3 separate regions of the Homo sapiens genome follow, and regions 1 and 2 are each linked to region 3. Evidence: chromatin contacts called from ENCODE Hi-C or POLR2A ChIA-PET data. All regions are on one chromosome and are shown on one strand. Each heading gives the region's core, a stretch centred on a gene start or an enhancer-like site at or near the end of the contact. The rest is flanking DNA. Distances are from core to core; before and after follow the strand shown. Region 1 holds the start of VMAC (vimentin type intermediate filament associated coiled-coil protein). Region 2 holds the start of CATSPERD (catsper channel auxiliary subunit delta). Region 3 holds the start of KHSRP (KH-type splicing regulatory protein).

What was found. A loop is a pair of places that touch in the nucleus more often than their neighbours do. ChIA-PET counts read pairs that join two places held with the same protein, here RNA polymerase II (POLR2A). Pooled maps may share reads with other maps.
Region 1: a map of CD14-positive monocyte shows a loop between it and region 3 (5-fold over the local background). The contact joins the promoter of VMAC here to the promoter of KHSRP in region 3. A Hi-C loop is called at or near these places in 3 of 168 maps with a recorded cell type or tissue (CD14-positive monocyte, ascending aorta and naive thymus-derived CD4-positive, alpha-beta T cell), 6 of 37 single-sample maps with no recorded cell type and 20 of 50 pooled maps. POLR2A ChIA-PET finds 5 or more read pairs at or near these places in 5 of 52 experiments (CD4-positive, alpha-beta T cell, H1, PC-3 and 2 more).
Region 2: a loop to region 3 is called in a pooled map, with 18 times the contacts of the local background. The contact joins the promoter of CATSPERD here to the promoter of KHSRP in region 3. A Hi-C loop is called at or near these places in 2 of 37 single-sample maps with no recorded cell type and 9 of 50 pooled maps. POLR2A ChIA-PET finds 5 or more read pairs at or near these places in 2 of 52 experiments (activated CD8-positive, alpha-beta memory T cell and activated naive CD4-positive, alpha-beta T cell).

The regions. Positions count from the first base shown.
Region 1 is chr19:5,903,622-5,906,746 of GRCh38, reverse strand. VMAC (vimentin type intermediate filament associated coiled-coil protein) reads right to left here and starts at 1,875. Exons shown (of 2, transcript NM_001017921.4): 1 at 1,666-1,875. The coding sequence starts at 1,856. It overlaps NDUFA11 (NADH:ubiquinone oxidoreductase subunit A11), which reads left to right and starts at 2,957. Exons shown (of 4, transcript NM_175614.5): 1 at 2,957-3,125. The coding sequence starts at 3,039. RefSeq lists a silencer at 1,692-2,041 and enhancers at 2,082-2,201, 2,775-3,069, 2,879-3,125.
Region 2 is chr19:5,719,082-5,722,041 of GRCh38, reverse strand. CATSPERD (catsper channel auxiliary subunit delta) reads right to left here and starts at 1,405. Exons shown (of 22, transcript NM_152784.4): 1 at 1,234-1,405. The coding sequence starts at 1,304. LONP1 (lon peptidase 1, mitochondrial) reads left to right here and starts at 1,896. Exons shown (of 18, transcript NM_004793.4): 1 at 1,896-2,338. The coding sequence starts at 1,910. RefSeq lists enhancers at 1,647-1,746, 1,699-2,215 and silencers at 2,027-2,076, 2,207-2,286.
Region 3 is chr19:6,423,200-6,426,125 of GRCh38, reverse strand. It overlaps KHSRP (KH-type splicing regulatory protein), which reads left to right and starts at 1,315. Exons shown (of 19, transcript NM_001366299.1): 1 at 1,315-1,673. The coding sequence starts at 1,425. It overlaps SLC25A41 (solute carrier family 25 member 41), which reads left to right. Exons shown (of 7, transcript NM_173637.4): 7 at 1-89. RefSeq lists an enhancer at 888-1,007.

The sequences.
Region 1 (3,125 bases), core at 626-3,125, 520 kb after region 3:
CCAGTTTATGGCATTTTCTTATGAGAACCCTCATTTCGTCCCCTCACTCTTCCTGCAGTTCGTTCCTTTCCATTATCTTTTCCCACCTATTCTTAGTAGGCTCTTCCTCTGGGAAGCCTTCACTCTGAGATCCCTCAGAGCCCCATATGCCCCTCCATCATGGCCGCTGGCCACCAATGATGTAACTGCCCAGTGACATGTCTGTCTCTCCACTGGACTGTGGATACCCAATGGGCAAGGCTAAGTCTTACTGATGTGCTCCAGTACTCAGCAGAATGCCTGACACACAGTAGGTGCTCAATGAAGACGAATGAATGAGTGCCTGGCACAGAGCAGGTGCTCGGTAAAAATGAATATGTCCAATTAGCTCTGAAGTAATAGTTCCCACCTGGGACCCAGCTCCTCCCACCTCCCTGGGTGCCTGTCTCATCTCTTTCATCCTCAGCTGTCAGAGGGACTCTTCAACAATGCTGATATGGGCCAGCATGGTGGCTCGTGCCTATAATCCCAGCACTTCGGGAGGCTGAGGCAGGAGGATCACTTGAGCCCAGGAGTTCAAGGCCAGCCTAGGCAACATAGTCTGACCCCATTTCTAAAGGATTTTTTTTTTTAAATCAGCCAGGTGTGCTGTCGCACGCCTGTAATCCCAGCTACTTGAGAGGCTGAGGAGGGAGGGTGAGACTGCAGTGAGTCGAGATCGCACCACTGCATTCCAGCCTGGGCAACAGAGCAAGACCCTCTCTCAAAAATAATAGATAGGCATGGTGGCTTAGCCTGTAATCCCAGCACTTTGGAAGGGTGAGGTGGGAGGACTGCTTGAGCCCAGGAGTTCAAGACCAAACTGGGCAACAGGGCAAAACTGTCTCTACAAAAAAATACAAAAAATAAGCCATGCGTGGTGGTGGACGCCTGTAGTCCCAGCTGCTTGGGAGACTGAGGTGGGAGAATCACCTGAGCTCCGGAGGTCGAGGTGCACTCCAGCCTGGGCATAGGAGTGAGGCCCTGCCTCAAAAATAATAAATTTAGGCCGGGTGCGGTGGCTCACCCCTGTAATCCCAGCACTTTTAGGAGGCTGAGGCGGGCGGATCACCTGAGGTCAGGAGTTAGAGACCAGCCTGCACAACGTGACGAAAACCAGTCTCTACTAGAAATACAAAAAATCGACCGGGCGTGGTGGCGGGCGCCTGTAATCCCAGCTACACGGGAGGCTGAGGCAGGAGAATCGCTTGAATCTGGGAGGTGGAGGTTGCAGTGAGCTGAGATCACGCCACTGCACTCCAGCCTAGGCGACAAGAGCGAAACTCCGTCTCAAAAAAATAATAATAAATTTTAAAAGTTAAAATGCTGATATGATCCCCTCCTCCCCTGCTGAAGAGCCTGCTATGGCTCCCAATGCCTACGCTGGGCGGTCTGTGGTCCCTGCGTCGCTCAGCACCTGTGGGAAAGTGGGCCTGTTTGAAGTTAGAGGTCCACACCTGTGTCACTTCTCGCAACTTTACATACTGATTACTAATTCGAGTTTTTTGGTGTTTTTATCAATCCGATACTCAGTCTAGCGTCTATACAAGTGCACACGGTTCCCCCTGCCCTTCCTCGCTTTCCAGCCTCGGCTCTGCCTCCGCCTACCGCCTCGGTGAAGTCCACCTGGCCGGCCCCGGGCCTCACCGGTCCTTGGCGCGACCCAGTTCGTCTAGGGCGGCGCGCAGCTGCTGGTCGTGGAGGGCCAGGCGCTCGGCTTGGGCGTGCACCGTGCGCTCCGCCGCGTCCAGCCGCGCCTCCAGCTCCGCTGCGCGCCGGTGCACGGCTGCCAGGTGTGCGTTTGCCTCCCGGATCTGCAGGGCCGGCGGCGCCGACATGGCCCAGGCTGCTGTACAGGCCCGGCCACGCCCCCAGGCGGCCCGGAACTGGCACAGGCCCCGCCCCCGGGAGGGCCCCGCCCCACTAGACCTCGGCGCGATTGGTCGCTGACCCCGCTAGACCCCACCCCAGAGGGCTGGGTCGTGCTCTCCTCAAACCCAAACACTACCACCGGTTCCGGGATCATGAAACTCCGCCCCTGAGTTTGGGCTCACTCTAGGATTGGACAAGATCTTGACAGCCACGCCCCCAGGCTGGCCACATCCTTTGGCGGCTCGCGCAACTCAGGCTCTGGAAACAAGATTGGTCACACCTTCGATACTGTCCCCTCCCTACTTGGAAGCTAACACCAGGATTGGCCCGGACTCCGCGAAACAGCAAGCCTGACCACGCCCCCCGAACCTGTGGCCTGTCAGGGGTAGATCCAGGCACGGCCTCGCCCCTTCATCCCTTATACAGTCTCAGATTGGTCAAGTCCCTTTTAGGTTATGCCTCCAATTCTAGCCACGCCCCCAAGTCAAGCGCCTGTGTACTTCATCCGGCCTAGGGCGTGGGACAGCCGCGGGGTGAACAGAGGCCACGTCCCGCTGAGCTTCTCGTATTGTCATTGGTCACTTTCCCGATAATCCCCGCCCCTGATCCTGTCCACGGCCCAAAACAGTAGCACGCTGCTCAGACTCCAGCTTGGTGACTGACCACAGGGCATGACCACTCGCTATGCAGATTCTGACACTGGGTGTGGCCACATCCCCGCCATGCCCCGCCCCCCAGTCATTGTTTCGTCATGTCTTGCTCCTATCAACTGGAGTCCCGCCCGTCCCAGTCTGAGCCCGGCCCCTCCCCTAGTAGATAGTCCCCGCCTCTAGTAGTCCCTAACCTAGGACTCCCTGAGCTGGGACTAGCGAAATCTGTCTGCACTGATCGCAGTCGTCCTCAGTTTCACCCTCTAGGAATCGGCCTGGGGATGCACGTGCTACTCTCTTCCTCCAGGCCGGTCCCCGGCGCGTGCGCGCGATCCATGTCCATGTCCGCGCCTATCAATAAAGTTGCTCACTTGTTGCCGGCCCGCTAGCCCGAAAGGTTGCGCGCGCAGCCCGAGAAGTCTCGCGATAGCCAGCCGCGGCTGCCCTTGCGCTTCCCGAGCTGGCGGGGTCCGTGGTGCGGGATCGAGATTGCGGGCTATGGCGCCGAAGGTTTTTCGTCAGTACTGGGATATCCCCGATGGCACCGATTGCCACCGCAAAGCCTACAGCACCACCAGTATTGCC
Region 2 (2,960 bases), core at 156-2,655, 700 kb after region 3:
AGTTCAAGACCAGCCTGGGCAAAACAGTGAGACCCCATCTCTTTTTTTTTTTTTTTCCTTTGAGACAGAGTCTCCCTTTGTCACCCAGGCTGGAGTGCGATCTCAGCTCACTGCAACCTCCACCTCCTGAATTCAAGCGATTTTTCTGCCTCAGCCTCCCAAGTAGCTGGGATTACAGGCACCTGCCACCAAGCCTGGCTAATTTTTGTATTTTTAGTAGAGACGAGGTTTCATCATGTTGGCCAGGCTGGTCTGGAACTCTTGACCTCAAGTGAGTGATCTGCCCACCTCTACCTCTCAAAGTGTTGGGATTACAGGCGTGAGCCACTGCACCCAGCCAGTGAGACCCCATCTGTACAAAAAATAATAATAAATAAAATAAAATAAGGTTAAGGAATCATTATGAATCTTCCTGTAAACATCAAATGAGGCCATACACCCTAAGAATACAGCTCACAGGTCCCTACTGAATGTGACAGTTTAGTCCAGATGGGAGTTCCCTGAGGGCAGGAACGGAGTTTCAGCAACTGGTCCCCATGGCAGGTTGGAGTATGCACTAACCTAACATTTACTGAAATTTCAAAATGTGCTGGGTAAGGCTGGGCGCGGTGGCTCACGCCTGCAATCCCAGCACTTTGGGAGGCGGGGGTTGCAGTGAGCAGAGATCGCGCCACTGCACTCCACCCTGGGAAACAGAGCAAAAACTCCGGCTCCAAAAAGAAAAAGAAGTGGGAGGGCTAGGCCCGGCGTGGTGGCTCACGCCTGTAATCCCAGCACTTTGGGAGGCCGAGGCAGGCGGGTCACGAGGTCAGGAGATCGGGACCATCCTGGCTAATACGGTGAAACCCCCGTCTTTACTAAAAATACAAAAAAAAATTAGCCGGGCGTGGTGGCAGGCGCCTGTAGTCCCAGCTACTCAGGAGGCTGAGGCAGGAGAATGGCGTGAATCCGGGAGGCGGAGCTTGCAGTGAGCCGAGATCGCGCCACTGCACTGCAGCCTGGGCGACAGAGCGAGACTCCGTCTCAAAAAAAAAAAAAAAAAGAGGTAGGAGAGCTTAATATCGGGCTGGGAGGATGGGGTGGAGTAGGGTGAGCGAGGCGTCAAGTTCGATTCCTAAAAAGAGTAAAAGGGGAGCCTCAGTGAGGTTGGGGAGCAGGCCTCGGCTCCAAGATGAACCAGCACCCTCCCGACCCCCGGCAGCACCCCAGCCCCAGGAGTCCTGGCAGCCCCACCGACAGAGCTGAGCTGTGACCAGCGGTCGGAGCCACATGGTCACAGCCGCCACCAGCATCAACATCAGCATCGACTTGGGCTTCCGCCGCCACCACTGCCCCTCAACCGCCACGGGGAGTCGCTGCACAATCCGAGTACGTGCAGGCTGAAGCCCTGCGCATGCGCATCAATGAGTCCCGGGAGCGGGCCTCCGCGCACTGCAGCCCGGCGCTCCGCCTGAATCTTGAGCATGCGCAGACGAATCCCGGGAAGCCCGAATCCGCGCACCCCAAAGTGCGCTCAGAGCCTGAGTATGCGCACCCGGCCACCCGTGGCCAGTCTAGAGTCTGAGCATGCGCATGTTGTCCGCGCGCCTAAGCATGTGCACAGGCTGCTCATGAGTTCCTAAACGTTGCGTTTGCAACACTACCAGTGTTTTGTACGGGCGCTGGCGCCTGCTCACAGCCTTCCACGTGACCGGAAAAGGCCTTCAGCGCATAAAGTGGGAGACCGGAAGAGGCGGAGACGATCCGATGCTCGAACTCCGCCCCCTCTTCTCCGCGTAGGCCCAGCTCCCTGAAGCGGCTGTTTCGAGCCACGCGCCCATCGGGTACCGAGGCACGCGCCGGGCGTCACGTGCGTTTCGCGGCGAGCGGAAATGACGCGAGTTGTGTGAGCCGCCAGTATGGCCGGGCTATGGCGGCGAGCACTGGCTACGTGCGACTGTGGGGAGCGGCGCGGTGCTGGGTGCTGCGGCGGCCGATGCTGGCCGCCGCCGGGGGGCGGGTTCCCACTGCAGCAGGAGCGTGGTTGCTCCGAGGCCAGCGGACCTGCGACGCCTCTCCTCCTTGGGCACTGTGGGGCCGAGGCCCGGCAATTGGGGGCCAATGGCGGGGGTTTTGGGAAGCGAGCAGCCGCGGCGGAGGCGCATTCTCGGGGGGCGAGGACGCCTCCGAGGGCGGCGCGGAGGAAGGAGCCGGCGGCGCGGGGGGCAGCGCGGGCGCCGGGGAAGGCCCGGTCATAACGGCGCTCACGCCCATGACGATCCCCGATGTGTTTCCGCACCTGCCGCTCATCGCCATCACCCGCAACCCGGTGTTCCCGCGCTTTATCAAGATTATCGAGGTAATGGGAGTCCCCGCCTCGGCCTCAGGTTTCCCACCTGTGCAAGCAGCGGGCTGAACCGTGGGATCACTTGAGCGCCCTTGTGTTTCGCAACTTTTTCAGACATGAAGTTTCTCGAAGGGTGCAGTTCGAATCCTTGTCTGCTCACCACTAGCTTGGGAACCTTGAGCCAAAGTCCTCTCCCTTTCGGATTTCTTAGGATCCGTTAGATGAGAGGAGTTGAACCCGATGAGCCTAGGATTATCCACTTTAGAACGCCGGTCATAGAAATCCGGGGCCGGGAGGGACCTGAGTAGTGTTACGGCGCTGTTAGTTTTCTCCTTACTTGGCACGAGTTTTGTAATACCTCCTCGCCCCAGGCGCTCTGCCGTCTGGTTACGAGCCTCACTGGGATCAGAATTCATTCCTTTCTTAGACAAATACTTCTTGATTGCTTATTATTTGCCAGAGAGTGTTCTAGGTTCTGGGGATATGGCAGTGAACAAAACAGACAAAAATTTCTGCCTTTGAAGCTGGGCATGGTGGCGCGCGCTGTACTCCCAGCTACTCTGGCGGCTGAGGTGGAAGGATTGTTGGAAACCTGGAGTCCAGCCTGGTCAACATGGCGAGACCCTGTCTCTTA
Region 3 (2,926 bases), core at 66-2,565:
CAGTCTGGCCCCTTGTGGGTCGTCCTGGCTCCAGGGCGAAATGGTGAACATGTCACACAACAAGGAATAAAGAGATGGTTTTTGCTGAACGTGTCTGGATACTTGGGCCTAGGAGTGGAACTGGGTGCATGAGATCCCTGGACCCAGTAGGGGAGCTGGGGACCTTGGGCCTCTGGGTCCTGAATGGGAATTTGTGTCCAGGAGAGGAAGTGAGGACCTAGGATAGGAGCTTGAGGCTTGGATCCCAGGGCCTTAGGCGAAGGGAGTGAGGGGTGTGAAGTGAGGGGTGTGATCGAGGCTGTGATCCCTCGATCCCGGTTGTTGGAACGGTTCTGGACTCGTGAGTGGGGCTGGTTCCTTGAGTCCTGCAAGAGAACTGGACGCTCTAGATGGGGGGTCGAGAGAGAAGAAGGCCCGGGGGATCCCGAGTTTCCTGCTTTCCGGCCTCCCCACCTCCGGAAGCGCTCGATCTCTAAGGCTTCAAGCGGGCCACGTGCCGGGCCTACCCAACCAGGCTGCCGGTGAGCTAACCCAGACATCAGGCCTGAGTTCGGGCAGCCGATTGCCACCGCCCACGTCGGCTGCCATTCACTACAGTTCCCGCTAATCCCCTCGCTGTCTGGTGGCCGACTCCGCCCCAATGCAGCGGCGCTTCCACTGGCTCCCACCAAAAGTGGGCGCTTTGATTTCCTTCATTCCCATTTGTCCAGACCAGTGTCAGTCACCGAACACCCACCCATGTCGCTCAGCCATTGGCTTAGAAGTCAGGGATAGAAAAGGATTCTGGTTAACAAGGGAAGCAATTAAAGTCCAAAGCCAACCTCATCACCCAGAACTCGTCAGGAATTGGATTAATTGGCTGCCCATCTTTACAAGCACCACCTCTCACGTGCATTCATTGGCTTGTGTCCACGACTATCAAACCTAACGCCCACCCAGCCGGTCCATAGGAGTCTTCCACTAGGCCCGGCCTTACAGTCCACGTGACTCTTCAGAACCGTCAATCTAATTCTGAAGCCGCCCCGCGAATCTGGCACTCGCGTTTCATTGGGCCTCCTGCCTTCTCAGATCTCCTTCATTTGCCCGCCCAGCACGGGCAGCTCGCAGCTATTGCCTCTGAGAGCTGTCAGTCACTCTGAGCCTCCCGCCCACTGCCCCTCATTGCACTCCGATTGGCCACCTCCTACAGAGCTCGCGATTGGTGTCCGGGGTGCGGCGGCTGCCTCCCATTGGCCCGCCGGAGTCGTCCGTCACGTCGGCGGCGGGAGGGGCGACTCTCTCCCCCCTCGTCGTCCTCCCAGCGGCTGGGTTCCCAGAGTGCTCCGCGGCCGTGTGGAGCGAGGCCTTGTTCCCGCGTTGAGCCGCCGCCGCCGCCGCCGCCTCCTCAGCTTCAGCCTCCGCGCCAGGCCCGGCCCCGCCGCGCCATGTCGGACTACAGCACGGGAGGACCCCCGCCCGGGCCGCCGCCGCCCGCCGGCGGGGGCGGGGGAGCCGGAGGCGCCGGGGGAGGCCCTCCGCCGGGCCCGCCAGGCGCGGGGGACCGGGGCGGCGGCGGTCCCGGCGGCGGCGGCCCGGGCGGGGGGTCGGCCGGGGGCCCCTCTCAGCCACCCGGCGGAGGCGGCCCGGGAATCCGCAAGGACGCTTTCGCCGACGCCGTGCAGCGGGCCCGCCAGGTGAGGAGGCCGAGGGCCTGAGGGGCGCGCTCGCGCGCGCGCGCAGGCGGGGGAGGGGGCGGGGGTCACGTGCGCGCGCGCGCGCAGGGTCGCGGAGGGGGGCCGGGGCCGTCGCGGGGTCACGTGGGCGGTAGGCGGGGGCCTGGCCCTCCCGCTGCGCCTCGAGTGGGATCCCAACGGGTGACCCCCCTGCAGGGAGTAGGGGCGCACTGGGGGTCACCAGGAGCGGCGCCTGGGTGTGCAGGCGCCCCGGAGCTCGGAGACGCACTTTTGGGACCCCCCCCTTAGCCCCCCGGCCTTAGGACATGCCTGGAGGCAGGGGTCCACCTTCCCGGGCGGAGGGCCTTTACTCTCCCCTCCATATCAGGGCAAAGGGCAGTGTTTGCCCCCAACCCAGTCCCATTTCTGTCCCCTCTCTAGGAGAAAGGGACATTGTGGGGGTGGGAGGGACAGTCCTTCCTCTTCAGTCGGGAAAGTGGATGGGGACCTGTCTAGGGCTGAGCACTTGGGCGAAATGGGGAAGACGAGCATGGGGACTGGCTCTTGGATGCTTTGGTGGCTTGAAAGCGTGGTCTGTCTCTTTGGGGGAAAGAAGGGAGGGTCTCCCACCCCCGTGTATTGAGGCGTAATGACAAGGAAGTGTCACATGCTGCTAGGACTGACCTCTCCAGCTCCATTTGCAGCCTCCCCATGGCCTGGAGGGGTGGGGGTCGGTAGAATGGGAGGACTTTGCCGCCGACCGGCTCCTGGGCTGTCCCAATGCCTCCGGGGCTAGAGACTGGCTCCTCCCAAGGTGGGAGGTCCCGTTAAGTGAACGCCTGTGTTCTGGCCCTCTGTCGTCTCTCTCACCCTTGGAGTTGGGTGGGTTCTAGCGTGCATTTGGTCTTATTGCCCATGGAACCGTCTGATTCTGGGACAGCTTGAAGGGAGGAAGCTGGTGCTGTCAGTTGGTGGGGACAGGCCCCCTGTGGGCATCCCATGAGTTTTGGCTCTAGGGCAGCGTAGAAAAATGGAGACTGGTGGAAAGGGAGATTCTTAACATGGTTTGGGTTTCTAAACCCCAGACTCTGATCCTAAGTTTGCTGGGTTGAGGTTTCTTTAAAGTTGCTCTTCACGTGTCTGAGATGTAACTTGTGTCCCATAGAGTCTTGGTTTTTTGTTTGTTTGTTTGTTTTTTGGAAACAGTCTCAATATCACCCAGGCAGGGGTGCAGTGGCACGATCTCAGCACACCACAGCCTCCACCTCTCCAGT